Linked DNA regions of Mus musculus: regions 1 and 2 are each linked to region 3. A link is a loop called in an ENCODE intact Hi-C map of the cell type or tissue named here. Cell type or tissue: left cerebral cortex. All regions are shown on one strand. Links, peaks and the distances in the headings refer to the core of each region. The heading gives the core; the rest is flanking DNA. Region 1 overlaps Taf8 (TATA-box binding protein associated factor 8). Region 2 overlaps Ccnd3 (cyclin D3). Region 3 holds the start of Guca1b (guanylate cyclase activator 1B).

What was found. Peaks named below come from ENCODE experiments on the same cell type or tissue, not always from the same donor. Only the 100,000 strongest peaks of a DNase experiment are listed, where the experiment ranks them.
Region 1: a loop joins it to region 3, with 2.5 times the contacts of the local background. A loop is called at or near these places in 17 of 42 quality-filtered maps.
Region 2: a loop joins it to region 3, with 2.3 times the contacts of the local background. A loop is called at or near these places in 2 of 42 quality-filtered maps.

Annotation. Positions count from the first base shown.
Region 1 is chr17:47,477,826-47,488,197 of GRCm38, reverse strand. It overlaps Taf8 (TATA-box binding protein associated factor 8), which reads left to right. Exons shown (of 9, transcript NM_022015.4): 9 at 1-148. Among named protein-coding and RNA genes, the nearest start is that of Taf8, 19 kb to the left of the region's middle. In left cerebral cortex, for the core only: a CTCF peak has its summit at 5,591 (motif pointing right); a DNase peak (open chromatin) is centred at 5,603.
Region 2 is chr17:47,593,690-47,604,061 of GRCm38, reverse strand. It overlaps Ccnd3 (cyclin D3), which reads right to left. Exons shown (of 5, transcript NM_007632.2): 1 at 10,210-10,372; 2 at 9,113-9,328; 3 at 6,483-6,642; 4 at 5,923-6,059; 5 at 4,373-5,453. The coding sequence ends at 5,286. Bysl (bystin-like) reads left to right here. Exons shown (of 7, transcript NM_016859.3): 4 at 73-206; 5 at 1,264-1,424; 6 at 1,568-1,670; 7 at 2,164-4,731. The coding sequence ends at 2,509. Among named protein-coding and RNA genes, the nearest start is that of Ccnd3, 5.4 kb to the right of the region's middle. In left cerebral cortex, for the core only: a CTCF peak has its summit at 5,838 (motif pointing left); DNase peaks (open chromatin) are centred at 5,819 and 8,560; H3K4me3 peaks cover 1,172 bases; H3K27ac peaks cover 259 bases.
Region 3 is chr17:47,381,560-47,391,931 of GRCm38, reverse strand. It overlaps Guca1b (guanylate cyclase activator 1B), which reads right to left and starts at 6,539. Exons shown (of 4, transcript NM_146079.1): 1 at 6,236-6,539; 2 at 2,673-2,822; 3 at 831-951; 4 at 1-57. The coding sequence starts at 6,442. In left cerebral cortex, for the core only: CTCF peaks have their summits at 5,139 (motif pointing left) and 7,657 (motif pointing right); a DNase peak (open chromatin) is centred at 5,124.

The DNA.
Region 1 (10,372 bases), core at 1,520-9,519, 96 kb before region 3:
CTGAGTGGTGGTAGCACATACCTGCAATCCCAGTATTTGGGATACTGAGTTCAAGACCAGCCTGGATTATATAGTAAGTAAGCCCCAGCCTCAAACCCAGAACAAGTTGTTAGTGTTCATTTGTTTGTTTTTAAGAATTTTAAATTTTTATGTGTATGATTATTTTATCTGCATGCATGTATGTGTGTGTGTGGTTCTCTCAGAGGTCAGAAGAGAAGGTTAGATATGGTGGAGTCTGAGGTTGTGAGCTGCCTTGTGAGTGCTAAGCCATCTCTCCAGCCCCAAGTTGTTAGGTTGTTTTGTTTCATTTCTTTAAATGGCCAGGGTAGAACTTGTTCTGTAACTCAGGCTGCTGGAAGTCCTCCTGCCTCGGACTTCCTAGGCAGCTGTGATCCCAGTCCTCAGGCCCAGCTCCAAGTCTAACATTGTCAGTCCTAGCTCATCTGTGTCCCTCCACCCACTGACTCACTGTGTATTCCTTACTGGATGATCTGCCTCTGCATCCCAAATGCTGGGATCAAAGGGAAGGCTCCTCGGAGGGAGGCCGAAAGAGGGCACTGGATCCCTTGGAGCTGGAGTTAGAACAAGTCTGCCACCTGTGGATGCTGAGAATCCAGCTGCTCCACCAACCCCTTCCTTTGCAGGAGTGTGTGGGGGTGTGGGGGTGAACTCGGGGCCCTGGGGATGCCAAATAAGCCTCCTTCCACTGAGGACCCATCTCAGAGGCCACAGTTCTGTTTTACACATCGCAGATTACGAACACTCACATAGCATTAAAAGCAAATGTTATGGCTCTGCAGCTGAGGACGGGGTGGGGGTGGGGGGTGTCTTAGGCCTTCTGCCCCAAGCTCTGCTGTCTCCCTTAGATGCTTAGATGCCTTCCGGTGGTCGGAGGTTCTGTCCCTCTAATCACTCCATCATACGTTCATGTACTGACTGGCCCACGAGTGGAAGAGATTGGACATGGCCCCAGGGTAGGGTGGTTTAAGTCAGAAGTACATGCTTAGCTCCAGCGGGCCATTCTGGGGTATAGACCTTGTCTCAAACATCCCATCCCTCCACATACACTGTGCACACACATACTCCACATAAAAGCATCCTACGTGGCATCCTTCCACCCCACCCCTGGAAACGAAACATCTGCTTTCCATGAAAGGTGTAGCTTAGCACAGTGACGATCATGTTGCAGGGCCCCCGCTGCATGTTAGTTCCTCCATCCCCTGGGGTTCTGGTCATTGTCGCAGGATGGGAGGTAGAAGCCACCATCTCCTGGGTGCATGTTCCAGGGAACAGGCAGCGAAGAGGCCTAGGCAAATGGAACTTTGAGTTTCCTTATAAGAGCAAGACCTAGAAGCTGTTTTGCACACCCCGCACCCCAGCCACCAAGCACGGGGTGGCTTTCTTGCAAAGGAAGTGACGGTGTGTGGCTTTAGCTAAATGGCTCTGGGCCTAGGTAAAAAATGAGGGGCTTTTCACTGCAGAAAGAACAGACTAAGGCTTGCGGGCAGTTTAAAACCTGTCACTAAGGCGGGCTCAGGGGAATCTTGTTGAGCAGTGCCAAGCGCCTAGTGACATGGCCACTTTTGCAGCCAGTCCTAGACACCGGTGCACTGCCAGGTGCTCTTCAGGCCCTGGGTCAGGCCAGCCTCTCCTGGTGTGCGACCAGTAGGTTATCGCTTCCTCTTTGACCTTGTTCCTTTGCCTTCTGTTGTAGATGTCCTCGGCCAACATCTTGGTCTTTCTTTGATGTTTTTTCCCCATGTGCCTACCCAACCAGAAGGGTCTTGGAAGTGCCATCTCTCATGCCAGGGACATGGTTCCTCTGGTCCTCCACCTCCAGACGTTTCTGCCCAGCTGGTCTCAGCATCCAACTATTTGTACCCAGTTGTCTGGTTTTTGTCCTCTGCGTAGACCATGCTAGGTCTTGTTCATTTGTGTTTAGACAGCACACTCTTCCTCCCTGCCAGTCTGATGCTGCCCCACCCAAATGCGCAGGCTCCCTGCTCTTCCCCAGCCACATCCCCTGCCAGGGTAGACCATTCTCAGCCCTGCAGTAAGACTGGAGATCCTCCCAGAGACTGGCCACCCCTAGTCCAAATGTCTCCAGTGCAAACCTGGCCAATGAGGTCCCCTGACAGGTCTTTGTCTTGCAGGTCACTCATCCTCCTGTGCGCTATTTAGCAGATAGAGGTCCAGAGCCTCTTGTGTATGCTGAACGCTTGGCACGGTGCCAACTCTAATGATACTCTGCTGAACAAGACATACATAGTTCCTACCTCCAGGGAATTCACTCTAGTGGGAAACTACACAAAATGAAACTAAAAGTGTTGTAGGCTGTAGAGGGTGCCAGAAGGGGCTTCTACCCTGCAGGGAGAAAGTCTTCACTTGGCTCCTGGTTGTCCTGTGCCTCTCCTTCCAGCCCTTCAGCCTGTCCCCCATTCCACCCTTCCCTTCTGCAGTCACTCAAACAGCAGTTGAGCTTTTTCTAAGGGAGACCATTTGGATACAGACACTGACAAATACCAGGGTAGACCTAGGTCCCTGCTTCCCCAGCTCTTACAGTGTGTGTGTGTGTGTGTGTGTGTGTGTGTGTGTGTGTGTCAGCCCACAGTGTGTCTGTGTGTGTGTGTGTCTGTGTGTGTGTGTGTGTGTGTGTGTGTGTGTGTGTGTGTGTATGTGTGTGTGTGTGTATGTAGGGGATGGAGGGGCAGTGGACAGCCCACAACACACGTGGTATGTCAGTCCCGTGGTGCCATCAGAGACCTGGAGGAAAAGAATTGAAGGATGGGACAAGGAAACTAAGAGCCATAAGGGGTAGGTAGTGTGCAAAGCTTGGGCTACTAACCTGGGGAGCAGGCAGTGGCCAAAGCCTTCACAGAAGCCAAGCAGGCACTGGGGCTTGGGAGGAGAGGCTGGGGGAGGGGCCAGCCAGAGAACCGAATGGCCTGTCCTCCACCCACCCTGCTTCTTTCAGGATCTCTGACAGGGGATTTGAGACCTGTTGATATAGGCCATATGAGCAGCCACTTTGTGGGGGCAGAGTTTGGTGCCGTTCTGGCAGGGCAGATAAAGGCAGCACTTGTCACAAAATAGGGCAGGAGGAATTATTGTGGGAGCTGCCCTTTAAAAAAAAAAAATGGCCTAAGAAGAACGTTGTAGTTGAGTAGAGCACAAAGTGCAGCCATCTTTGTGGAAAGAGAACAGCAAACAAGCATACTCTCTGTCAGAGGCAGGAGCGTGTGTGCCCCCAGACTGTAGGCAGACTTGCACGGGAGGGTCAAGTGGGCTCAGTTCAGCAAGGGCTTGGGGTGCTGTTCAGAGGGAGATGTGGAGGCAGAGGACCATAGGCAGGGCTGGGAACAAGGTCAGTCAACTCCTCACAGAGGGTGGCATTTCCCAGTTAGGATTTATGGTGGGGTGAAGGGGTGGAGCAGCTAGAGCTAGCCATTCAGGAACTGGGGGGGACGGACTGGCCCTAGCCCCAGAGAGCCAAAGTGTACCCTACCTAAGAAGAGGCAGGAAACAGAAACCTACTGATAGCCTGGAGGACACCCTCCTGTGGAGGCCTGTGTTACCAGGGAGATGGGTAAACAAGAGGGAACCTGTTCTGCCTCCTCTGACCAAGAGAAAGAAGGGGGCTGGTCTGAGGCCTCTGCTGAGATCTCAGTGGGTGGGGTTGGCCCAGTGAGCCTTTGAAAGAGGAGGGTAAGCAGAGGGAGGATGGGAGGGGAGGCAGAGGGAGGAGGGGAGGGGAAGGTAGGCAGAGGGAGGAGAGGAGGGTAAGCAGAGGGAGGAGGGGAGGGGAGGCAGAGGGAGGAGGGGAGGGGAGGCAGAGGGAGGAGGGGAGGGTAAGCAGAGAGAGGAAGGGAGGGCAATAGAGTGCAGCTTGGAGCTGGCCTGAGAGGCATGAGATCCAGGCCTCCTTGGGCCTGGGGCTCTTGTCCCATCTCTGTGGAGCCAGTGTAGAGTCAGTTGTAAGGAGGCCTTGCCCTTGTAAAACCTGATTATACCAGGCTGGGGGTGGGTTGGGGCATTTCTGTCACTTCCACATCAGTAAATCAGGACGATCCCAGGAAAGGGCAGCTGGAGTGGATGAGGCTTCCCATGTGGTGCTAGGAAGAACCACACCCCTTTATCCTGAGGGTCCCAGGCTCTCCAAATGCCCCAGGGCCCAGTGCCCTGCTGGGCACACTCTCTACCACTGCGTGACATGTGACATCCCCAGCCCAGAGGCATGCCCAGGGCAGAGCAGGGAGGCTCTTCCCAGTGTCTTTGTAGGAACAAGAAGAGCCTGAGCCTTGTCGTTTATTGCCACCTCTGAGTTTTCCTGGTGACAGGTTTATCATTCTTCTGTTTCGCTCAGGGTCACCCAGAAGCGAGTGCTTAAGTCTCTGACCATCAGCGTGCACAGCCCCAGCTGCCAGTCTGGGGAGAGGAACCAAGCCTACAGGTACAGATTTGTCATGGATGCTTCCAGCCCTGGAAACAAGCGCAAGGAATTTCCCCTCCTGGTGTTTATGGTTTAGGTCCTCTCCATTTGCTTACATCATTGTTCCGTCTTTGTTAGAAGCTATTTTATTGACTCGTGAACAGATGATGTATGAATTCAGCACAGAACTTGGAAGACAGAAGAAGATATAACACGTACCTCCCTCTCCCACCCCAGGCTCTCTGGCCTTTCCCCGAAGCTCCTGATGAGTCAGTATGGTTTTATGTACCAAACACACATGTAAATATACCCTTTTATAGCGGGATAGATACCGTATAAACAGTATTTTCTCCTAGTGGTTAGTGTGTCCTCTGTGCGAATAATAAAGAATTTCTTTTTTTTTTTAAGATTTATTTATTATTATATCTAAGTACACTGTAGCTGTCTTCAGACACACCAGAAGAGGGCGTCCGATCTCTTTAAAGATGGTTGTGAGCCACCATGTGGATTTGAACTTAGGACCTTCAGAAGAATAGTCAGTGCTCTTAACCTCTGAGCCATCTCTCCAGCCCAATAAAGAATTTCTGATTCAAGGCTCTATAGTCCTGTGACAGAGGTTCTTTCTGTGCTCATCCTTGTGACTTGTTGGGTGACAGACGGGGCCTTTACACCTTCTGCTTTGGGGGGGGGGTGTTGTTTGTTTGTTTTTCAAGGCAGAGTTTCTTGATGTAGCCCTGGATGTCATAGAACTTTCTCTGTAGACCAGGTTGGCCTCAAACTCAGAGATCTGCCTGTCTCTGCCTCTCAATTACTAGGACTTAAGGTGAGATGTGCATCATCACCAGGCCCTGTCTTTTTTTTTTTTTTTTTTTTTTTTAAGATTTAGTTTTAGCCAGGCATCATTTGGGAGGCAGAGGCAGACAGATCTCTGTGAGTTCAAGGCTAGCCTGGTCTACATAGGGAATTCCAGAATAGCAAGGGCTGCTTAGAGACATTCTGGAGAGAGAGAGAGAAGAGACAGAGACAGAGAGAGACAGAGAGAGAGAGAGGGACAGAGACAGAGAGACAGAGACACAGAGAGACAGACAGAGAGAGAGAGAGAATGAATTAGGTGGAGGTGTATATGCATGAGAGACTGGTACCCACTGAAGCCAGCAGAGGGCGCCAGATCCCCTGGAGTTGGAGCTACAGGCAGTTCGTAAACTGTCTGATGTGGATGCTGGGAATGAAACTTGTATCTTCTGGGAGAGCAAGCTCTGCATGTTCCTTTTCCATTTTGAGGACCCATCTGTTTCATTTTATGTATGAGTGCTTTGCTTGTATGCACATATGTGCACCACCTGTGTGTAGGACCCACAGAGGTCAGGAGGGGGTATCAGATCCCCGAGAACTGGACTTCCAGATGCTTGTGAACCACCGTGAGGGTGCTGGGAGCTGATCCTGGCCCCTCTGTAAGAGCAACGAGTGCTCTCCTTAAGCACAGAGCCATTTTGTCAACAGCACCCCTCCTCCCAGCTCTTTTGTGTGTCCAATCAGTTAATATGTGTGTGTGTGTGTGTTGCTTTGCTGCACATGTCTGCTAAGCAGGTCACCCAGTCCTGAATCTGCCAGTTCACACTCCCACTGAGCGAGTGCCTGCCTCTTCACCATGCAGTGGCCTGAGACCAGGGAACGTTTGCTGGTCTGCTGGTAGGAACCAGTGTCTTCCCATGGCCTGATCCCAGGGCAGTCGAGTGCTCAGAGGAGGGGGCAGTCTCTTTCTGGGTCTGGGGCTGGTGACAATTGCGTTGGACATTCAAGATGACCAAGTCAAAGGAAGTGAGGGAGGAGAGAGGGAGGGAAGGACGAAGGACTAGGCAGGAGGGAGAGACACAGGATACCCTGAGTGGCTCGGACTAAGTATGGCAGTGGCGGCGAGGCTGCAAACAGACCCGAGAGCTTTCTGGCCTCACCATGGAGTTTGCATTTTGATCAGAAATGTAGTTTTTGTTTTGTTTGTGATTCTGCTGTCCTTAGAGCTGCTATGGATGATGGCTTTGAGCTGAGGACTCTCCTGTACTTCCTAAGTGCAGGGATTACAGAGGTAGGCCTGCACCTGGCCCAAGATGGCCTTGTTGTATTTTAGTTCTGTTGCTTTTTTTTTTTTTTTTTTTGTAAAAGGGTCTCTCTCCTTAGCCCTGGTTGTCCTGGAACTCACTGTGTAGACCAAGCTGGCTTTGAACTCACACAGATCCACCTGCCTCTGCCTCCCAAGTCCTGGGATTAAAGGCGTTCGCCACCACTGCCAGGCAGGTTATCAGTTCTGATAGCCAATGCCTTTACCCACTACACCGTCTCCTGGGCCCCAGGATGCAGGGCACTGGGGAAAGCTTGTAAACAGGCCAAATCTCACTCCTCGCTCTCAGCCCAGGAGTGAAGTACAGTCCTCCTGGGTTATAGTACGGTACTTCATTTCTTAGTACAGCAGGAAATGGGCTTTGAAGCTAAGCAGCTTGCATGAGGTCAGTCGCTAGGTGGGGTGGAGGCTGGCACCCTGAGAGCACACTCCCGTATTAATGCACCTTCCTCTATGGTGCAGGCTGAGCATGTCCACAGGCATTCCTGCCCATCACCCTAGCCAATTAAACATGTCCCATACCCTTGACCTAAGCGTCCCCAAAATGTGTCTTAGATTCCCCTGTCCTCCTCCTCCTTTTTAGGGTGGCTGGGTGGGTTGAGGCAAAGTCTTACTATGTCACCCGTGTTGCCCTGAACTCATTATATAACCCAGGCTGACCTCAAAGTGACACAAGCCTGCCTCGGCCTCCTGAGAGCAGACTATAACAAATGCCCTCCCCCCAACACACACTCAGTTTATTGCTTCTTACTGAACCGATCCCAAACTGAGCATGCTTAGAAAGTACTGCTTAGTTCACTATGTGGTCCAGGCTGGCCTCCAGCTCACAGAAATCCTCCTGTCTTAGTCTCCCAAAGGTTGGAATTTCAGGGGTTATACCAACATTCCTGGCTTATTACACACGCCTGTCCCTCCCCCTGAAACACGTGTGCACACCTCACTCTTTCTTGGAGGTCATTCCGGGTACATAAGCGGCATCCTTATTGGCTTATGTGGATGGATGCAGAGCATCCCGACATGCCTATCCTAATGGATTTCCTGGCATGCACAGAACTTGAGCTCTTGTCAGCAAACACTGCTACGGTGGCCTGCTGTCATTGTATTCACCTACCTGGAGCTGACATCATCACCGTGCAAACTCGTGTGTGTGTGTGTGTGTGTGTGTGTGTGTGTGTGTGTGGGTGTGCGCGCGCGCGCGAGCAGGCGCTTTCGAGCATCTGTGTGCATGCACGTGCCTGCCGAGGCCAGAAGCAGGCATCAGTGACCTTGGAGCAAAGTCGTAGGCACCGTGAGCTGCTTGATCTGAGGTGCTGGGGTCTGGACCGAGCAGCAAGGACTCTCCATGGACGAGTGTCTCTAGTCTCAGTGCTAGTTTTTAGGCTTCAAAACCTCAGGGCCTGGTTGTGGTGGTTGTTGTTTTAAAGTTTGAGTCTCCATGGGTGGAGCTCTGTCCCAGCAACCTGAGTGGCTTGAGACAGTGGTTGCTGCCAAATAGCCTTCCTCCAGGAGAAAAAAAAAAAAAAAAAAACCAAACCAAAACCCCAAAACCTGGTTTCCCACACTGCAGCCAAGCATTCCTGCCAATCTGATAAGCGAATGGCAGTTTTCAGAAGCGTTTTGTATTGTGCTTAATGAGATAATGAGGGAATGTTCCCACAGAGCAATGTTTGAGATAGCATCTCTAGTGGACAGCCTATTCAGAAGGGAGCCAGGATGTTCCCTGAGCGCAGGGTTCTCACCTTCCCTGGAATGCCAGGCAACTGCCTGTCATTCTGGTCAGGAATTACCCTGGTGCAAACAAGTGTGAAGACAGCCACTTCAGAAACTCAGCCTTCCCACAGGGTGAGATAGATCCCCTGCTCCCTAGGCTGTGCCACCTCCTCTCCAGAGCCAGGGTCTGTCCCTTCCCTGATGGCTAAAGAATCAAGCAGAGTGACGGGCGTGGTGGCGCACGCCTTTAATCCCAGCACTCGGGAGGCAGAGGCAGGCGGAGCTCTGAGTTCGAGGCCAGCCTGGTCTACACAGTGAGTTCCAGGACAGCCAGGGCTACACAGAGAAACCCTGTCTCAAAAAACCAAAAATAACAAAACAAAACAAACAAAAACAAAAAGAATCAAGCAAAGTGATGGTCCTTTCACTGCTGTCCCCAAGCACATTCACTTATTTTATTTGTATTTGTTTGTCTGTCATTTCTTTATTGAGACAGGATTTCTCTGTGTAACCCTGGCTGTCCTGGAACCTGAAGATTAGGCTGGCCTCGAACTCAGGGATCCACCTGCCTCTGCCTCCCGAGTGTTGCTGGGGTTAAAGGTTTGGGCCACCCATTTTAATTTTAAAAATAGTTTCTTTATTATTATTATTATTTTATGTTTGGGTATCGTGCCTGTCTATCTATATATCTGTGCTCTGTGTTGTGTAGGGCCCACAGAATCCAGGAGAGAATGTCAGACCCCGTGGACCCCTTTGTAACATGGGTGCTGGGTACTTTGCAAGAGCAGCTATCACTCTTACCCTCCGAGTGGTCTCGGCAGCCCCCGTGGGGCTGTTAGTTATCACCACTCTGCTGACATTATTCTGAGGTCGAGTTTGGACTTGGTAAGAAGGAAACAAGACTTTCACTCTTCCCAGCCTCACTCTCATGGGGTTCATTTAGGAGCAGCTTCTTTTTATCCAAGACAAGGGCTCATGTAGCCCAGGTTGGCCTTGAACGTACAGGATAGCCTTGGTCTGAAAACTCAGTGCCTGGGAGGCAGGGGCTGGAAGATGAGACGCCATCTCTGAACACGTACAGCCAAAGCTAGCCTAGGACTTCCTGTCCTCCTGCCTCCAGCTCCCAAGTGCTGGGTCACACACAGGTGGGTGGCACTGTACCCAGTGACCAGGGGACACTTGGTGGGCAAGTTTTCTAGTTGGGTTTATGTAAATGAACCAGGAAGGAAGAAGCAGAATATCGGGAAAAGTTAAGCCCCTTAGAGCATTCCTGGTTCGTTCTTTCTTCCTTCCTTCCTTCCTTCCTTCCTTCCTTCCTCTCTCTCTCTCTCTTTCTTTCTTTCTCTTTCCTTCCTTCTTTCCTTCCTTCCTTCCTTCCTTCCCAACCTTCCTTCCTTCCTTCCTTTCCTTTCCTTTCCTTTCCTTCCTTCCTTCCTTCCTTCCTTCCTTCCTTCCTTCCTTCCTTCTCTCTCTCTCTCTGTGCACATGTATATATGATGGCGTGTATGCAGGAGTGTATATATGGTGGTCTGTGTGCACATGTGTCACATGACTCCATGTTCCAATTTTCTGCTGGCAGTCCCGATAGGAAGGCCTCAGAAACATATATCTAATAAACAGGCTTGTTGTTATTCAATAATAATAATAATAAGTATTTTCATGCTTTTTATTAGATAATAAACACACTTTATTTGGTCAGGGTTGAGGCAGGGTTTCTCTGTATAACAACCCTGGCTATTCAGGAATTCACTCTGTAGACCAGGCTAGCCTCAAACTCACTGAGATCTGCTTGCCTCTGCCTCCCAGGTGCTGGGGACTAAAGGTGTGCACCACCACCACCTAGCTTTAAAGGCACTTTAGAACAAAAACAGTAAATCACAAAATATATGGAATTAAAAAACAGAGAGGGCTAGAGAGACGGCTCAGCAGTTAAGAGAACTTGCTGCTCTCGCAGAGGACATGTGTTAGCTTCCCAGCACCCAGGTTACAACCAAGGCTCACAAATCTAGTTCCAGAGGATTCAGTGTCTTCTGACCTCTCTGAGCCTCTGCACACATGTGAGGTTACACACACAGACACGCACACCCACATGTGAGATTACACATGCAGACACACAC
Region 2 (10,372 bases), core at 1,636-9,635, 210 kb before region 3:
TGGTTCTGGAGATGAGTGAGCAACAGGGCCAGGACCCCAGCACAGTTGGCGATTTTGCTTCTCTCACCCCAGGTGTTATGTAAGTACCGCAGTGGGAAACTGCCCAAGGCTTTTAAGGTCATCCCTGCACTGTCCAACTGGGAGCAGATCCTCTATGTCACTGAGCCTGAGGCCTGGACTGCAGCCGCCATGTATCAAGCCACCAGGTATCATTGATGGGCCAGGTTGTGGGCTGTGGGGGGTGCGGGCTTTGCCTGCCAGAGCTGTTCAGTTGCCCATGGGCCTCCCTTGGACTCGCTCCTGCTGCTCCCTTAACTTTGTTCTTTCTGGGGGTTTTTAAACCTATTTTCAGGTGTGACTGCATATTCAAGTTTGACTTTAGATTCCATTTTCTTGTATGTCATTTTCCATATTCTCACTTTCAGTCTTTTTTTTTTGTTGTTGTTGTTATTGTTGTTTTTTTTTGAGACAGGGTTTCTCTGTGTAGCCCTGGCTGTCCTGGAACTCACTCTGTAGACCAGGCTGGCCTTGAACTCAGTCACTTTCAGTCTTATGGGTTTTTGGCTTTTAGTTTTTTAGAGGGGAAACTATAGTCTATTGGTTTTTATTTTATTATTATTATTATTATTATTTTAGGATTTATTTATTATCTATACAGTATTCTGTCTACATATATATTATTATTATTATTATTTTAGGATTTATTTATTATCTATACAGTATTCTGTCTACATATATGCCTACGGGCCAGAAGAGGACATCAGATCTCATTATAGATGTCTATGAGCCACTGTGTGGTTGCTGGGGATTGAACTCAAGGCCTCTGGAACAGCAGGCCGTGCTCTTAACCGCTGAGCCATCTCTCCAGCCCCCTGCTCTTTCGTTTTTCTTTTTTTTTTTTTAAAGATTTATTATTTTTTATATGTAAGTACACTGTAGCTGTCTTCAGACACTCCAGAAGAGGGAGTCAGATCTTGTTACAGATGGTTGTGAGCCACCATGTGGTTGCTGGGATTTGAACTCCTGACCTTCAGAAGAGCAGTCGGGTGCTCCTACCCACTGAGCCATCTCACCAGGTTTTTCATGACCAAGTCCTGTGGTACTCTTCAGTGGGAAGAGCTTTCACTCCCATGCTACAGCTCTGACTATAAAACACGCTGTCCCCGTGTCTGACTATAAAACCTCTCGAATGCACCATCCGCGATGATTCTTAAAGGGCCAGGGTCAGGCTCTCTGGTAACTTGGAAACTCCTACCCTGCTAGGATTTTTGCCTCTAACTTGAAGGAGCGCATGGCTCAGCGCTTCTACAACCTTGTCCTGCTTCCCCGAGTGCGAGATGACATTGCTGAATACAAACGACTCAACTTTCACCTCTACATGGCGCTCAAGAAGGCCCTGTTCAAGCCTGGAGCCTGGTTCAAAGGTAGAGCAGAAGCAGGGGAGAAAGGAGGGGGTGGGGCTCTTACTTGGCAGATCATTGGGGGTCCTTGATGCCTGGGGCTGCTGGGGGCTGCGCCTCATTTCCCTCACCCCGGTCTAAAAGCCACTGCATCTGACTCTGCCTAGGAATCCTGATCCCACTGTGTGAGTCCGGCACCTGTACCCTCCGTGAAGCCATCATCGTGGGCAGCATCATCACCAAGTGCTCCATCCCCGTGCTGCACTCCAGGTAGTGGTGGGGAGGTGGAGGAGGATGGTCAGAGAGGAGCCGTGTGATAGAGAGGCCGGAACTTGGTCGTGAGGGTGCGAATGGAGAATGAGCTATGATTACCTCGAGTCTAGCCGTTTATGTCAGTGGGTGTATGATTACTCCAACAGAATAGTAGGTCTTCAAGAGCAGGGGCCAGGGTCCTGGTAGCTAGTATAATTGAATGACTGCGTGTGTAAATGGGCATCTAGGAAGAAAGTGTGCTAAAATGTGCGGATCGTGAGACATTTGGACATGATCTGTAGTTAAACACAGGGATTGCTTGCTCTCCGAGCCAGAGGCAGAGGTGTGGGTGGGGCAGATGGATGGAGATGGTAGAAACTCTCAGGAGCATAGTAATCAACAGGTGAGCAGCCTGTGGTGGCCCCCTTGGGAACACTGAAGTAAGGCTCAGTGTAAGAAGAGGACTCCCATAGGTGTGGCCTAATTCCTGTGACTCCACCTTCCCTTCCAGTGCGGCCATGCTGAAGATCGCAGAAATGGAATACAGCGGTGCCAACAGCATCTTCCTGCGCCTGCTGCTGGATAAGAAGTACGCATTGCCCTACCGCGTGCTCGACGCTCTGGTCTTCCACTTTCTGGCCTTCCGGACGGAAAAGCGCCAGCTGCCTGTCCTCTGGCACCAGTGCCTGCTGACACTAGCGCAGCGCTATAAGGCTGACCTGGCCACAGAGCAGAAGGAGGCCCTCCTGGAGCTGCTTCGGCTGCAGCCCCACCCGCAGCTGTCCCCTGAGATCAGGCGTGAGCTTCAGAGCGCTGTCCCCAGAGACGTGGAGGATGGTGGTGTCACCATGGAATGAGAACAGTCACCTGTGTTGGCCCAGGGGGCGCAGGACCACCCCAGGACCCCAGCTGGTATAGTTAAAGACCTAGGTCAAGACACTGAAGGGCTACTATGGCTGCCGTGGCCTAATCCTGGGCAGGGAGGACTGCATCTGGTTGGCTTTCTCTGCCATTTTAGGCTTTGGTCCCTGCTCACTTCTGGAAGCTAACCGGAGTTACCTCAGTTCGGTTCAGCGACCCCACAACCCACCTGGCAGTTGGTATAAGGTCTGCTCTCTCCAGATACTGTGTAAGCTCGCTGGGGTGCGGAGAAAACAGGCATTTATTTATCGCAGCTCTTGTGTTTTGGTCCCTGGAGGTCCCTGCCTCTCTCCCCTGTCACCCACGGGAGAGGTGGGAGTCACTGCTGGCTCCTCCCTGTCCCCAGCTCAGAAGAGCGGGTTCTTACTTCCCACAGAAACCTCACCCCACCTTATTCTTCAAAGTTGTGTCTCTAGACTCTTGCTTCCTTTGTTCTTCACAGGAAATGTATGCACACGCGCCCCTGACTCCTACCATGACGTACAGTCAGGGCCGACTCTAGGGATGCCAGATTCTGCTGCCATGTTGGAAAGGTGTCTGTTGGAAAAGTGGCAGTGGTTCACTGTCAGGGAAGACTATATTGCAGGCCCTTGCTAGGGGACAGTGACACAACAGAATCAGGAAAAAATGGGATTTCTTCCTAGCTATCAAGCAACCAGAGCTTTAGGCTGGCTGAGACGCCAGGTCAGGTTCCTGTGTCTGCATAACTAATGAGCAAAGAATACTGTCTGGTTTGGTTTTGGTTTTGGTTTTGGTTTTTTAAGACAGGGTTTCCCTGTGTATCCCTGCCTGTCCTGGAACTCACTCTGTAGACCAGGCTGACCTTGAACTTGGCCACCCACCTGCCTGATGGTTCAACTTTTTGAGGGCTAGGCTTACAATCTTTGTATTATTTTAATGGCCTGAGAAAATCTGTATGAAATTTTAGTAGCAGCCAACCATGGATCTGTAAGTTTGAGGCCAGCCACTGCTGTGAAACACTACCTCACCAAAAACAACAACAAAAACCCTTAGACCATTGCATCACAGCTGACTGACTTGAAGTCACCTTGCTGTATCACGTTCACTTTTGAAAACGTGTGTCTATAACAATCCAGTTTGTATATCTGAGAAGGTTTGGTCTGTTGAGTTCATATTTGCTTACACAGTAGATCATCTTGTAAACATTAGGGAAAAGCAAAGAGAACAAACCTAGCCCAACCCAACCAAATTACTCCCTGAGCTCACTCAAGCTCTCCCTCCCTTCCTCCCTCCCTCTTCCTCTCCTCTCCTCTCCCATGCAGGGCTGCTCCTTTGCAGCACCACTGAGGAAGGGCCTGCCTCCCTGCTAGGGGAAGTGCTTCCAGCCACACCCTAACCCCATTCATCCGGTTTTGTTTTTTTAATACATTCTGAGCTTTGTGCCTCAGCATCAGATCCCTGAGACTGGAGTTTAAAATGGTTAACTGCTGGGAATTGAGTCCAGGCTCTCAGGAGTAGCCAGTGCTGTCGCTGAGCCAAAGTTCTGCACTATGTAGCACAGGCTAGCCCTCTTCCTCTGTCTGCCCTGAGTGTGCTAAGGAAGCACCATGCCTGATGTCGTATGAATCTTAGGGTTCTGTGTAAGGGTCCAGCCCTGTCTCCCGATGAGCCCTCTGGGTAATGCTGGCTGCTCCTTAGCGCTGTAATTCGTCCACAAGGAAAGCAGGCCATGCTGCCTAGGCGGCACCTTTCTAACCCTTCCCAGGAAAAGTGCTCTGCCTAAGACAGCTGCCTGGTGCCCCCCAGCTCCCACAACCCCAGGGATCACAAGAGCCACCTTTATTCCGAAATCTTTATTAAGGCAGCATGATAGAAATGGGCCACCAGCCCAAACCTTGTGGCCCGAGGAAAGACCTGTGACCCTAGGGCTTGCCCTCTCTCCAGATAGCTCTGTCACCTCCACGGCATCGATCCATCCCAACCTAACCCTGCTCTGATGAAGATGAGGTGGAGGGGTGAGGAGAGGAAGGCGTGACCCCCATCCCAGGCTGTAGCAGCTCCTGGGCCACAAAGCAGTAGCAGAGGGGAAGAAGGGAGGGAAAGAGCAACCGCCAGGGTTACCACCACTTGTGGGGTACAGGCCTCACTGTACCCTCTTACAGTTGTATTCAAAGCAATAAATTAAAATGACCACGGCACCCTTAAGACCCCACAATCACAGAAGCTAAGCAGCAAGCAAAGCAACAGTGTATGGGTTCTTGCTCTGGCCAAAGCCTAGGCTGTTCCCTCTAAGAGCAGCTGGAGTACGGATTACACAGAGGCCATCTAGGGCAGCTCCTCATAAGCTTCTATCGGGATGCCCGAAGGAGCCTGCAAGGGCCAACACCTTTGGAAGGTACTGGGGCGTTTTGGCAACTGAGAAGGTTGGAGCCCCGGACAGAAGAGGGACTCAAAAGAAATGCTGGTGTGTGGATTTTACCTGTTTGTATTTCTCTGACCATCATGGCCCAGGACAGCCAAGCTGGTTGAGTGGGAAGGAAGAGGAGCTGACTGGCCATGAAGACGCCCCTCATGACCATGCAACCCCTTAGTGCACACTGTGGGGATAGGCAGGACCTGGCCCCTTGGGCTTTGTGAGGGGGAAGGAGAGCCCCCCTCGGGCTTCAGATATAGCATGGATTGTTCTAGAGGCAGGGAGGGGGTGGCAGGGGCCCCTCCTCTGCTTGGTGGCCTGAGAGGGCCTGTCTCAAGCTACAGGTGAATGGCTGTGACATCTGTGGGAGTGCTGGTCTGACTGGGCCCCTGGCTGCTAGAGCCCCGGGGGGCTTTGGGCACTGGGCTGGGGGCTGTCTGAGCAGCTTCCCTGAGGCTCTCCCTGAGGGCAGCTTCGATCTGTTCCTGGCAGGCTCGCAGGCAGTCCTAGAAAAAAAAAAAAAAACAAGGTCATTCATCCTTGGGCCTCTCTCTCTCCCTCACAGCACTGACAGCAAGCAGGTGGAAAGGCCACCCCCTGTGCACTGGGAAGTCTGGGGAGGTTAGGCCACAGCCCAGCCCAGGAATCAGGTCTTTAGTTCTCAGAAACTGGCAAGAGGATGTGGCAAGGGTGTGAGAGCAACCCTCCATCTGACACCAAGTCCCCCACCCCTGTCCGAGACACAGCACTTGTCAAGAGATGTCAAGAGAAGGGTATCTACATGCCAAGTGTCCTTCACCCCACCCACTCCTCTCCAGACTGGAGCCAGAGATAAAAGGCCAGAGAAGCAGGCAAGGGCGTACAATCATAGTTGGGGGCCCGGGTGGATGGTGCCCTCTGCTGGAGATTCAGAGGAACAGCTTTTTTTTTTTTTTTTTTTAATTTTGTGAAGGGGGGCGAGGGGCTGAGACTTACCACTTCAGTGCCTGTGATCCCGGCCAGCAACTCTGTGAGCTCATCCGCAGACATAGAGCAGGCGCCTAGGCCTAGCACGGCTGCCCCAATGCTGCCTGTGGCGATCATGGATGGAGGATACATCGCAAAGGTGTAATCTGGGAAAAGAAAGGGAGCCATCTTACAACACACCAGGCTGCATCCTGGGAACCCCCAGTGGTGAATGGGGTGACACTGAGCCAAGGGGACAAGGTAGATCCTAGGGAGGAGGGGGTTTGGTTGGTGTGTGCTCACAGTGTTGGCAATCTGACTGAGGAATGCACCCTATCACTGACCCACCAGACCACAGCCCGACCTCCTCTGAGATATGAGCAAACAACAAACTTTCCATCTACCCAAGGTGTACCTGGCACCAGGAACAACAAAATATCCAAAACCCTGCTATGAAGACCTTAGGCAAGTAACTTTTATTCAGTATTCCCAGATCACTGTACACAGGTCTGAGTACTGAAACCATCTCCTGGCTGTTACTACGTATCCTTCCCAAAAAACCCCACAATTTCCCCCAGGTTGGCTCTTACCTGTAGCACAGAGGGCCAAAAAGGTCTGGGCATGCTTTTTGACCAAAGCCTGCCGGTCACTGGGCAGAGACAGGCGGTGCAGAATCAAGGCCAGGAAGTCGTGCGCAATCACGGCAGCCAGGTCCCACTTGAGCTTCCCCAGGACCAGCACCTCCCACTCCTGGGGGTTAGGGAAGGAACATGGAGTCAGCAGTCGGCCGAGGGGGCCGAGAATTTGACAGAAGGGTCACAGTTCTGCCTCTGGCTTCAGGGGCTGCTGCCGCGGGATGACGGGTTTGGGGCAGGGAAGAACTAGGGCCGTACACTTAAGCATCTATTGATGGTTACTAGGTGCTAGAACGACCTGAATTAATCCCTCTTAATCCTCCCATGAGTCTGAGGCGGGCGTGAGTTGAAACAGACCAACTCTAAATTCCACAGGCTTCGGAAATCTCTTCTTCCCCAACATCGCATCCAGGTCTCTTAAACAAAATGAGCATGAAGCCACTCCTAAGGTTCCTCAAAGAGGAGGTTGCCCAACCCAACCCACACCCCCCTTTGTGGGACATCACGGGTGGGTCCTGTCTCCAGACAAGGGCATCCAAGCCAAACAGGATGAATCCAGATGACCCCTGAGAAACCTGTCCAAGCCTACATAACCATTCAGAGGTCTTAGGAGGAGGCTAGGAGCCCCAACCTCAGTCTACTCATATGAAGTTCCTAGCCCTGGCCCGAGCTGCACTTCCGAGTTGCACACAGGAGGATTTCTTCATTGTTTTATCTCAGGAAGGAACTCATGGGTTTGACTCCTCACTGAGGTAGAAATGTCAGCCCCACCCAGTATCTTCCAGGACCCCCCCAGTGACAGCTGTCCCTCTTCTTTGTCCCATGACCTAGGTGTCAGCCCCAGGCTTCTTACAGAACCCCACAGAAACAGCCTGGACTAGAGCCAGAAGTAAGGCAAGGAAGCTTGAAGCTTGCACCCTGGGCTCTATCCTAATAACCAAATAGCATCCAGCCTCTAAAGGGGCACCCCAATGGCAACCAGGAGTGTGGGAGTCCTCACTAGGTGGGCACGCTCCCCTGTATCCAGATGACATGAAAAACCCCAGCCCTACCCCAAGATCAGAGGAGCTGGCAGCAGCAACCCATCCCTGCCTTCAAGGCGCTCTGGTCGGATTTTCCCCTCCTTTCTGGGGCCTCTGCTCTGCTGTGTGGATTTAGACTGCTGGAGTTCTTGGAGTCCCTCACAACTCTGACCGCAGGCCACTCTCAGCTCAGGGCCTCGAGCAGGAGAAGGAGGGCTTTGCCTATTCTGAAAAACTCCCCTCACACACAGCCATGTAGACCACCCTTAATCTCTTCACAAAGAGTAAGTCTCCTACCTCCCAGCCTCAATCCCTCAAAAACATCGTGCTCCCTGGCTCTGGAAACTAGATTCATCACAAAGAGCTGTGGGGCCTCCCGGATTCCCAACTCAGGCCTCCCATCCGTGAGAGCTGCTTGACAGGAAGAGGAATCCAGTTCCCCGACTCACAGCAGTCAGGGGCCCCAGTACCCTAGCTTCCCAGCCAGCCAATCACAGGAGTCTGCCTGCTGCCCTCCTCCCTAGGAGATGGGGCCCAGAGACTCCTCTCAGGGTCAGAGAAGGCTTGGCCAGCCACAGAACAAGGTGGAGGGAGGTGCCAGCTCACCCACCCTCTCCCCCAGACCCTGTGGGAGATGACGTTCAAGCTCCCTTCCAGATCCAAGCAGATCCACCTCCTCCCTAGACTCCTCCGGGGCAGGGCAGAACCCAACCGATTTTTTTTTTTTTTTTTTTTTTTTTTTGCCCCGCCTGGAGGAGCCCAGCCCAAGTTCCCAGCAAGAGGCCCCAAGGAGCCACTTCCCAAACCACAGGAGTGACAGCAGCTCCCCACAGGGTTATGAAAGCCCTTGGTCTGAGTGGGAGGGCCAGGGGACCGGCATCATTATCACATCGGAAGCAGCTGCAGCTCAGCTCCCTGTCTGTCTCGGCTCTGGCCTTTGGCTGAGCAGCAAAGGGAGAAACTCTTCCACGGGCCCAGAGCAGCTGCTCGAGTTTTTCAGAAGGAAGACAAGAAAGGGAGGGTTTAGAAAAGAGCGGTGTCTTCGGGGATAGGAGGGAAAGGGATGAAAACACCTCAGCGCTTCCTTCCAGCGAGCAGGGCCTGGCTTTAATCAGCTCCGGGAGGCTTTTCCATCACAAAGTCCACACGGGGATAAAGGCTCATGCAAGGCAGCCCCCTCCCCCACGTGAAGCACATTCCACTCCGGTGGGGGTGTGCAGACATGCCCTGCTGCTGCCAATAAATAACTCACGGTGGCTGTGTAAACCCAGAGGCAAAGTACTGGTGTATAGACCCGCAATTGGACTTGTTGCTATTGGGGGGGGGGGGGGCGAGTTAGGAGTGGAACCCCACTGCGGCCAGAGGAAAGGGATTCATTTAGTTTTAAGCTTGCAACCGAAGCACCACGACCACACTACAAGGCCTTTGTCCCAAAATACCAGCCAGGGGCGAAGGGAGGGTTGGTGGGTGAGGGAGTGAGCTTGGCTTTTCTTTTACTAGTACATAGGGCGATCGTATGTTTGGTGGAGGGGCGGGGGGGGGGGGGGAGGATTCCGCACGCACCCGCAACTGCCATGGAGCCACAGCCTGGTCCGTATAGATGCAAAGCTTCTCAATAGTCAGGGGCGTGGTTTCGCGCAGCTTGGAGGCCAGCAACAGGCAGACGGTACCTAGAAGCTGCAATTGCGCCTTTCGGGTGGGGACGCAGGACAGGTAGCGATCCAGGTAGTTCATAGCCAGAGGGAAGACATCCTCCTCGCAGCGCTGCTCCTCACACACCTGAGGGAGGGCGCACGAGTCATTGCTAGGGAAGGACCAAGTGAAACACGGCAGCGTGGAGAAGTGGGGGTGGGGGGTGGAGGGAGAGTGGAATGCGAAGCAAAAAATAAACCGAGAAGGGATAAACTTAGAGCGACAAGTATCAATAACCGAGGAGGATGTGCCCTCCCCAAGGTGACCCCCCCACTTCCTCTGCATGGTCTCTTCCCCACCCCGGAGTAGGGGGTGTAAAAGAGAAGCCCATGCTCACGAAGGATTCCAGACTCCCCTCCCCCACGGCGAGCGGAAGGGGGACGGAAGGGTCACCTAGAGAGAATTGGGACCTTACCCTCATTACCGCCACCCACTGCACACACACTCCCAGGGGGAAGGGAGGGAACTCCTGCCGCGGTCTCCCGCACTTTTCATTTCCCTGTGGACCGGAACCGAGCCTGCGCCACCCCCACCCACCAGTTTCCCCCGCCAGAACCCCGCGATAGACACAGGAACCAGTTCTGGGGCTAAGGCGGCCGAGGCCAGGGTTTTCCAAACGCGCCCTCCAGAGAGCACCGGGTGAAGAAGGAAGCAGGAGACACCGAGGAAAGCCACTGGGGAAAGAGTGGCCCTTAGCCCGCTTTCCCGACCCAAAGTGAAGTTTAGTTACAGTGCCAAGTGACTGGAAATCACAGAAGAAGCCGATCAGGATTGGGGAAAGGAAAGGGACAGAACGCAGGCAGCTGCTTAGGGCGCCTGTGTGAAAAGGCCAGGCCCCAGTAGTCTGGGCCGCCAAAGCATCTTGCAGATTGTGGTCGGGATCGCAAAGATCCGACAGGGAAAGTTCAATTTGTCCCAGAGCCGGGGGTGGGGGTGGGGTGAGGAGAGGGGACCCGTTCGGGCCTTACCTCCAGCATCCAGTATGCCAGCATCTTCCGCATGTGCGGCTTGATCTCCTTTTGCACGCACTGGAAGTAGGAGGCTCGCGGCACGTAGCGCTCCTCCAGGCGGAGTAAACTCTGCAGGACACGCTGGTCCCCAAGCAGCCGCGGGTCGGGCCCGGCCCGGGGC
Region 3 (10,372 bases), core at 1,615-9,614:
TCATTACCCACTTATCGCGACGGGCGCCCTCGATGAACTCGGTCAGAGACAGCTGGCCTGGGCGAGGGTGGGAGAGACAGAGGCAGAGGACAGGAGGGTGGAAGAGACGGCCATGAGGCAGAGGACGGGTCTATGGGGGAGGGCCTCCTCTCCTGCAAACCAGACTGCAGCCTGGGGTTCTATGTAGCTTGCCAGTTCTCTAAAGGAGCATTCAGGCCATTAGGCTTGGTGACAATGCCTTTATCCACAGAAGCACATCTCTGGTCACTTTTTCTCTTTTTTAAAAAACATATTTGGGTCTGAAGAGATGGCTCAAGGGTTAAAAGTACTGGCTGCCCTTGCAGAGGACCCAGGTTCAAATCCTAGCACCCACATAGTGGATCCCAACTGTAACTCCAGTTTTAGGGGATCTGAGACTCTTTTCTGGCCTCTGTGGGCATGGCACACACTTGCTACTCAGACATATGTGCAGGCCAAAAAAAACCAAAAAACAAAAAAACAAAAAAACAAAACAAAAAACAAAAAAAAAAACCAACCAACCAAACAAACAAACAAATAAAAAACAAAAACAAAAAACCCCGCCCATTAACATAAAACAAAATGAGAGGATTAGTTTCATTTGCTCGCCCAGCCTTCACCAGCCAATCTTGGAAGTGCTCTTACAAATGTGTGCGCCTGCGTTTTGGCTCCCTTGCTATTCATGCCATCCTTCTCCAGCCGGTTCACAGACATGTGTATCAGTAGCAGGGATGTGGTGGTTGGGGTGGGGGACTTTTGGGAGGCATATCGCACAGACAGGGCAGTTTCCCGGCAGACTGCATCTCTCTTACCGTCTCCATTCTCGTCCACCAGGAGGAAGATCCTGTCCACCACCTCCTCGGGCGTGAGCAGCTGGCCCTGGTGTTCCAGATCCAGCTCCGCTCGGCAGGCTTTCTTCAGCTTGTAAATCGCCTGCCAGAGAGAAAGAGCTGGGTTCCTCTGACAGACTCTCAGGGACCCATGTCCCTTAGTGCCGCCACCCAGCACTGGCCTCTGGGCCGAGCATCTTAGTGACACAGCACCTGGCTGTGCTGGTCCATTTGACTAGCTAGAGTCAACCAGAGCGGGAGAACCTCAATTGAGAAAATGCTTCCGGTAGGCAAGTTATTCGGCATTTTCTTGGCTAATGATGGATGTGGGAGGGCCCAGTCCACTTGGTGGAATCAAAGGACTTTAGGATGAGAGACCCTTCACTAATGAATGAATCAGTTACAAAGTGGAGAGATGACTCAATGGTTAGGAACACTGGTTGCTTCCCCAGAGGCCCCGGGCTGGATTGTTAGGCCCCATATGGTGGCTAACAGCTCCATCACTCCAGTCCTGGGAGACCTGACCCCTCCTCTGGCTCCTGAGGGCACGACACACTCATGGTGCCACATCGCCCCTTCAGGAAAACTATCGATACACATAAAACAGTAGAACATAGATTGCTTAAAAAAATAAACCCACAGATCCACACTACACATGCCCCTCTATCCCATGAAAAGAACCAGTTTTGAGTTTTTCTGTCTTTTGTGTCAGCTTGGTTGGACTGAGTGCTGCTTAGATGTCCAGTCCGTGCCGGTGAGGTGGGTTTTAGAGCTCAAAACTAGCTCAAAACGGTTCGGGTGGAACGAACGGCTTAGGCTTAACCCACTGACGGACATAAAACCTGAGCAGGCCGTGGAAGGTAGATCGTAGAAGCTTAGAAGATAGGGTCTCTAGATGGTGGGTGTCTGTGATGGGTGTGGCTTGGCCTGGCTGCTTCCTGGCTGCCTCATCCCATCTGCCCATGGTGATGGGCAAGAGAAGGCAAGAGTGAAACGCAACTGGGCCAAACCCGCCTGCCTGCTCAAACTTCTTCCTTCAAACACTGCCGCCACAGCAGTGAGAATTTTGACCCACAATTGTTCTCTCCAGCACTTGTTTGCTTCCCACGTGTGTCAGAGTCTCACTCTGGAGGTAAAGGCTGGCCTGCAGCTCCTTGTAGAGGACACCCTGGGTTTGACCGGTGATCTTCAAGGCCACTCACAGCCAGCTTTCCTTTCTACCTTCTTGGTTTCTTGTTTTTTATTTCCTTGGGTTTAATCTACTCTTTTAATCATTCCCATAGGTGGCTGCTTAGGCGATTGGTTTTCTTAGTTTCATCTCTCAAATTAATGCTTATTATTATTGTTGTTGTTGTTTTCTGTTTTATTTTGTTTTTGTTTTTCAAGACAGGGTTTTTCTGTGTAGCCCTGGCTGTCCTGGAACTCACTCTGTAGACCAGGCTGGCCTCGAACTCAGAAATCCGCCTGCCTCTGCCTCCCGAGTGCTGGGATTAAAGGCGTGAGCCACCACGCCCAGCTGGTTTTGGTTTTTTGAGACTGGTTTCTCCGTGTAACATCTCTGGCTGTCCTGGAACTTGCTTTGTAGATCAGGGTGACCTTGAACTCACAGAGATCCCTCTGCCTCTGCCTTCCAAGTGCTGGGATTAAAGGCTTGCCCCACCACTGCTCTGCTAGCTGGGCCTTCTTGACACCCATAGATAACACACCATGAGTGATTCCCAAGCCAGTGCCAGGTGGCTCCCTGTTGAGCAGGCCACCTTCAAGCATAACCCCAGGAATGAGAGGTAGATGGGATGGGGTGGCAGCCCACAGACAGACACTGACCTCCACAATGTCCAGGAGTTCCAGGCGGTCGATGCAGCCATTTCGGTCCTTGTCATAGATCTTGAAGGTCCACTTGAGCTTGTGTTCCAGGCTGCCCCTCAGCACGAGGTTCAGGGCTGCCACATACTCCAGGAAGTCAATGGTGTTGTCCTGCATTGAGTGTGTTTGCTGTGAGCCCCCCACCCCTATTCCCAGCCTTACCTCCCCAGAGTGCGGGTTGAACCTTATTGACACTGTGTCCCCCAGACTCAAGTGTTCCCTTTCCCTGCAATACCTGGGGACCTTTGTGTCTTTGGACACACTGTTCCCACCCCTGGAGCCCTGCTCACTCTCTACCTCACCCTTCCAAGTAGCTGAGATGGCAAGCCACCAGGACTGGAGATCTGTTCATCATTCGTCCAGAGTTTCTTATAATATCTTATCTGGCCTAATTATATATTCTTAGAGTATCCTCTCTCAACGTAATTAAGTTTCCACAATGACCCCAGCTTTGCGAGGCACATTCTGACATCACTCCTTCTTGGAGCAGCACCTGCCTGGTGCCCACAGAGGTCAGAAGAGGGCACTGGATCACCTGAAACTGGAATGGATGGGAGCCACCTTGTTGTTGCTGGTATTCAAACCTGGGTCCACTGAATCTTGAGCCATCTCTCCAGCCCCCATCTTCTTAAAACAAAAACAAAAACAAAAAACAAAAACAACCTCCCCGCCCCCATTCCTAGGCTACTGTCAGGAAGGGTATTGCAAGGAAGAGTGGAGGTGGAGATAGATGGAGGCAGGGGCAATCTCAAGTTTTAGGTCAGACTTAAGACCCTGTCTCAAAACAAACATGGGCTGGGGAGATGACTCAGCGGTAAGAGCACTGGCTCTTGCAGAGAACCTAGGCTCAATTCCCAGCACCCACAGGGCACCTCACAACTGTCTGTAGCTCCTGTTGCAGGGATCTGACATCTTCAGACTTACATACAGGCAAGTAAAACACCCATGTACATTAAAGAAAAGAAAAAAAAGATGCAGGCGTGAACATCTGACTCGGGCGAATCGGCTTCCTTTCTTGGATTGGATGAAGCAGGGTCTGTCTGCGCTGGGCTCACACTAGCTACGCTGTCCAGAGGCTGTACAGCATTGTGGGTCACACCCAGATGACCCCAGTTTTCTCGTCATTTAATTTAATTTAGACAAAAATCGATGACACCACTCCCTCGTGAGGCTCCTACAGCTTTGAGGAGAAGAGGAGGGGGTGGATCTGGGAGGTTTGGAGTTGGCTCTGTGCCCTGTGTCTCATGACTGGGGTCCCACTGACATGGCTGATCCCTCCATCAAGTGGCATTCACACTGAGTCGGTGTGGCACAAGCTCTTCTCCACCAAGGGTCACCGTCCTCACGGTCTCTTCAAATTACCCATGTATCCCCTCAATTCAGAGAGCAATTTATATACTGCCTCAGGGGCATCAGGTGTGGTGTTCCCTGTATTTAATCCCAGTACTCAGGAGGCTGAGGCAGGTGGAACTCTGAGTTCAAAGTCAGCCTGGTCTACATGGTGAGTTCCAGGTTAGCCAGGACTAGATAGGAAAACCCTGTCTCAAATAATACTAATTCTAATTCTAATACTAATACTAATAATCGGGCTGCTGAAATGGCTCAGTGGTTAAGAGCACTGACTGCTCTTCCGGAGGTCATGAGTTCAAATCCCAGCAACCACATGGTGGATCACAACCATCCGTAATGAGAAACAAATAAAGAACTTATGGGGCTGGCGTGAATGGGCCCAGAGCAAGAGGGAGAAAGGGAAGGGGAAAAATTCAACATAACACAATACCATAAAAAGGACTGCAGGACACTGGCCCAGACAAACTCTTAAATGAGGCCCTTTTTCCCATATAATTCTTTTTTTTTTTAATTTTTTTATTTTATGTGTGCAACTGTTTTGCCGGCACACATGTGTACCACAAGAGTGCCTGGTACCTGTGGAGGTCAGAAGTGGGCTCTGAATGCCCTGGAACTGGATTACAGATGGTCATGAGCTATCATGTGAGTGCTGGCAGCAAGTGCTCTTAACCACTCAGCCATGCCGTCAGCCCCTGAATTAAAATACTTCTCTGAAGCAAAGCTCAAGTCTAAGAGATTTGAATACAGATTTTACGCCCTAGGATTAAGAGAGAAGCAAGCTACTTGGGAAGACAGTGAGAGACGCTGAGAACAGGGACCTGGGCTTCTCAAAGGCATTGCCATGAGTTAGGAATGGGGAGGTGGCTCCGTCCACTAGACGCTGGCCATGCCAGTGTGAAGACCTGAGTTCCTTCCCTAGCTCCTACATCAAAGGCTGGGTGTGGGGGTGCGGGGTGCAGGGCTGGAGGCTTAGCAGTTAGGGCAGGTGCTTAATTCTCTTCTCAGCACCTCTGCGGGCAGTTCATAACCACCTGTAAACCCCAGTTTCATGGGAACCACACTGCCCTCTTGTGGTCCCCTCAGGCACTGCATGCACATGCACACACCTATATATGATTTAAAATCATTGCAAACACTGTCTGTAGTGGCACCTACTTACTGTTTGTCTCTGTGCTGAGAGAATAGACACAGGAGGGGGTTGGAGCTCTAGGTAATGAGATGGTGTCACAGAAACAGGCTGGCTGCGCCCTAGGGACTGACACCTGAGGTCAATCTCTGGTCTCCGTATGCATACAAGTGTACCCCTCCATTCGTGAAGGATGCATGCTCTCTCTCTCTCTCTCTCTCTCTCTCTCTCTCTCTCTCTCTCTCTCACACACACACACACACACAATTATTATCTGTGCATTAAGTAATTCAGTGCCTTTTGGCTGCCGGTGCCACTGGAAGGCATTTGATTTGTGCAATTCCCCATGACTTAAAGCATGGAGGAGAAGGCTCAGTAGTTAATTAAGAGTACTTACTGGTCTATCTGAGGACTGGTGTTTGGAACCCACCCACCCTACATTGGGTAGCTTGAAAATATGTGTAACTAGCTCTGATGTATCTGATGCCCCCTTCTGGCCTCCATGGGTACCTATACAACTTCACAGACACACACACACACACACACACACACACACACACACACACACACACACACACACACTGTCAGCTATCCCTTCCATATATATTTTTTAAAAACTTGAAAGTGCTTTTGCAACTATCCACTCTCCTCCCAGGCAAGTGAAGCCCCTGCCAGCATCCCCCAGAGGGAAGAACGGAGCAGCCGCCATCTGAAGGATCCTGGCAAGGTGCTCTTGATCTGAGATAAGAGAGCTTTGGGATCTCTCTCTCCCTTGTACTGAGAGCAGCAGAGGTTCTATCGGGTTTGTAAAAGCATGTCCTTTTGCTGCAAAGCCTTGGCCTAAAAAGCCCAGAGAAAACCCAGACTGTGTGCCAGTGACCTTCGGCCCTCAGGAAGATGTGAGGAGCCAGTAAGAAGAAGGGAGGGACGAATGATGGAGGGCGGCGGGGAGGGTGGGGGCAGGAGGGATGGAGAGGAGGGCAGCTGAGCGGAACTGTAGTCTCACTGAACGGGTGGGTCACAGGTCCTCCCCTGCTGGGTTCCTTACCCCATTCTTGTCGAAGGCTCGGAACATGCTCTCTACATACTGGCTGGCCTCCTCATTGCCCGTGACCTTGAAGAAGCGCTTGAACTCGTGCATGAAGAGCGTCCCACTGGGACACTCCACGACAAACTTCTTGTACCACTCCTGCAACTCCGCCACATCCATCTCCCCGGCCGCCTCCGCCTCTTCCCAGCTCAGCTGCTGCCCCATCCCGGCTTTTAGAAAGAGACTCAGCCAGGCCCGCTACCTCCTCCAAGTCCTCCGCTGACCTTAGGCTCCTCTCTCCTTGGTCTGAGCAGCCCTTTCACTGTCTCGGGGAAACTGAACTTGATTGGTTGTGAAGGGACCTCCAGAAGGGAGGGGCAGACCCCGGGCAGCTTAGCGGTGTAAAGACCATTAGGAGATTCCTGGGGAGGTCTGACCTCCAGAAAGCTAAGCTTCCTCTGCCTCGCCCCTCCACAGGTCCAGTGAGAGGCAGGCTATGAGGGTAAGAGCCTGGGGGATGGGGTGGGGTGGGGGCAGGGCTCTTGGTCCACCAGTGTCTGCAGCTCCCTTACAGACCATGCCTGAATCTTGAAGGACAGATGCGTCTCTCCAGCCCTTCTCTCCGTGATTGCTCCCATCCACTCCTGAGCACTAACCCGCGGGCAGGACCCAGGAGAGTGGTCCACAGTGTCTGCAAGGGCTCTGATACTAAAGGCCACATGACCTTGCTTTAAGCAGCGGTTACACATTCACTAGGTTGACCAAGCACATAGTTATTACATGCTGAATCAAGTACATATTCATTGCTCATGACTATAATCCCAGCACTGGAGAAGCAGAAGGGTCTCGAGTTCAAAACCACTCTGGGTTGCCCTGTTGACACAGGGGGACACTCCCACTCCCACCGCATCAATAACAAAAACAACCAAAGTAGATATTTATGCTATCTTTTAGATTTCATTTTTTGAGACAGGTTCTCACGTTGCAGTTCTGGCTAGCCTTGAATTCACTATGTAGACCAGAAAGGCCTTGAACTCACAGAGATCTACCTGTCGTCTCTAACTCTCAAATGCTGGGTGCTGGGATTAAAGGTGTTTCCTACCATGCTTGGCTAGATCTTATTTTTATTTTATGTAAAGAAGTGTGTGTGTGTGTGTGTGTGTGTGTGTGTGTGTGTAGCATCACATGTGTGCAGTGCTCATAGAGGCCAGAAGAGGTTGTCAGGTCCCCCAGACTGGAGTTAATTCATTGTGAGTCACCATGTGGGTGCTGGAAACTGAATCTGGGTACTCTGCAAGAACAAGTGTTTTTTTAATTATTGAGCCATCTCTCCAACATTTGTGCTTATTTTATTTTTTTTAAAAATGTGTTTTTATTATTTTAAAAATGTATGTGTGTGTGTATGGTGAGGGTTGTGCTCATGAGAGTGCAGTGCCCACTGAGGCCAGAAGAGGGCGGTAGATCTCTTGGAGCTGGAGTCACAGGCAGTTGTGAACCACCTAACATGTGTGCTCATATCGGAACTCAGGTCCTCTACAAGAGCAGAACAAGCTCCTAACCACTGAGCAATACCTCCAGCCCATTAGAACCTATGTTGGTTTTTAAGCCGTGTGAAGTAGTGCACACTTGTGAGCCTGTCCTTGGGATGGATGCTCATTGTGGAATTGGCCTGACCTCATGGCTCAGTGATCTTTGTCACCTGACACCCTGATTCCTTTGAATCTCACCATTAGTCTCCAGGTAAGGCCTCTACCTCCACTGTCATCCTTTCCAGGACTAGACACGTTTTCTCCCATGTCCCACATTTCTCTGGGCCTGAGGTTTGGGCTGGTGCTTTCCTTGTGCCCCACTGTTGTCTGCAATGGCCCCTGTCCCTCCTCAAACCACCTGCCCCAAGGCTGGAGAAGATGGCTCAGTAGTTAAGAGTCCTTTCTACTCTTCTGAAGAGACTGAGTTGGGTTCCCATTAACCACACTGAACAGTTTACAACTAACTGCCTGTGATTCCAGTTTCAGGGGGCTCCAATGCCTCTTCTGGCTTCTGCAGGCACCTGATATACATACCATCAAACACACACACCTAAGTAAAAATGAGGAAGAATGTAAATGTCTGTCCCTTTGAAGCCATGCCTTGCTGTTTTACTTTTTTCCCTCTCTGTCCTTCAACAGGGATGTCCCTGACTCAGGCAGCATTCCCATGACTGCCAAGTGAATGACTGGCCCTGCCCATGCCAACTCATGGGCCCTTGGCTTCCTCGGTTGTTTTTTGTTTGCTTAGCTAATTCTTTTGGGTCTGTGTGAGTACAGGCACACATGTACACAGCGTGTGCACGTAGAGGTCAGAGGGCATTTGCAGGAGTTGTCTGCTCCCTTTACCTCGTTGACTTAGGGTCTCTCTTATTTCTGCTGTTCTGTTTCCTATCCCTGCAAATTTCTAGAAGACTCTCCTGTCTTCCCATCTCCTAGTGCCGGGAAAGCAGATACATACCACTGCAGCCAGCCTGAGCTCAGAACACCAGGTTTGTGCCAACCAGCCCTTTTGCCTACTGAGCCACCTTTCTGCCCTCTACCCACTTAGCTCTAAAGAGCGTGGCCACCTCCCCCATTCACCCATGGTCCCAACAGCAGCCATCTCTGGGAATTTGTTACTCATGGAACTTCTCAGGCGTCCACTCCCAGTAAGCTGGCTCAGGAAGCTCCGGTGGAGCCTAGCACTGTTCCAGAAAGGCCCGCAGGGCTCCCAAACACCCTGCAGTGTGAAAGCATGGGGCTCCCCCATGCTCCTTCGACTGTCTGTCTCGTGCCTCCTCTTCTTCACTCACTTACACTAATTCCATCAATCCAGTGATCCCCCAACCCATTGTGCTTGCAACCTGTCGCTCCGTGTGCTTCTCCTTTGTCATCTGGCTCATTTCCTTCTTCTGATGCAGGCTCAGCACTCCGGGTGCTTCTCCCCTGGGGCTCAGTCCTCTCTGTCTCTCTTTCTCTATGTAATCCTCACTTGGCCAGGTTGGCCTTCACTGAAGCTGTCTCCTCCCTGTGGGCTATACAACCCTCCACCCCCGAAGCAAGTGGGGTTGACTGGAGAGAGTAGAAGTCCTAAATTCAATTCCCAACAACCATTTGAAGGCTCACAACTATCTGCACAATTACAGTGTGTACTCAGATACATAAATAAAAAAAATTTTTTAAGTAATTGTAAGAAGAAGAGAATTGTATGTAGGTCGATAATCCCAGCCACTTAGGAGGCACGCACAGAAAAGTATATGTTGGAGGCCTAAGTGAAACTTTTGGAGAGAGAGAGAGAGAGAGAGAGAGAGAGAGAGAGAGAGAGAGAGAGAGAGAGAGAGAGGCTTAACTTGGTAGTGAGCTCTTCCTAGCCTGTGTGAGGGTCCTGGGTTCAATCTTCAGTATCCAGGAGGAAGGGAGAATTCTATGAATGAAACACAACTTGTAGTCTCTGACCGAGAAACCTCAAATCGGTTGGGTTTTCAAGTGGGCCAGCTGCCCATAACCTGCCCTATAAATACCGCTGACCTACTGAGGCATAAATATATCGCTTTAAAGAGGATTAAGAACCCATAGTGGGGAAGCATTGCTTGAGGTGTGTAACAATAGTAAGGGCTTATGGAGCTAAGCATGGAGCAGGGCACCCCCGAGAGCCCTAGGGACTGCAGGCAGCCAGCCAGCGCGTGCACGCAGATGCTGAGCGCACTGCCCCAGCCAGGCCTAGATGAAGCCTTGTTATCAGTTTGCACGCTGCTGTCCTGCCTTGCTGAGGCCTAAATGCGGTGATGTCCCCTCACTCTGGGCTGTGCCAGCAGTGGGCCCACCAGAGCCATGTATGTTCTGTGCTCCCTTTGTTGTCATTGTTCATCCTTAGGACGCTTCTCCCAGTCAAGCTGTTCGTAGTGAGGAAAAGGAATTGAAAGAAGGGAACAGGGAAGAAGGTTTGAATATACTGAAATGAGTTCTTCAAAGCTCCATAAAAATAGAATTAGGTTTTATATATGAGCATGCATATGTCCACACCACTGCACGTGTGTGGAGGGCAGAGGACAACTTTCAGGAGTTCTTTCCTTCCACCAGGGGGTTCTGGGAATTGAATTCAGGCTACAGGGCTTGGTGGTAAGCACCTTTACCTGCTGAGCCATCT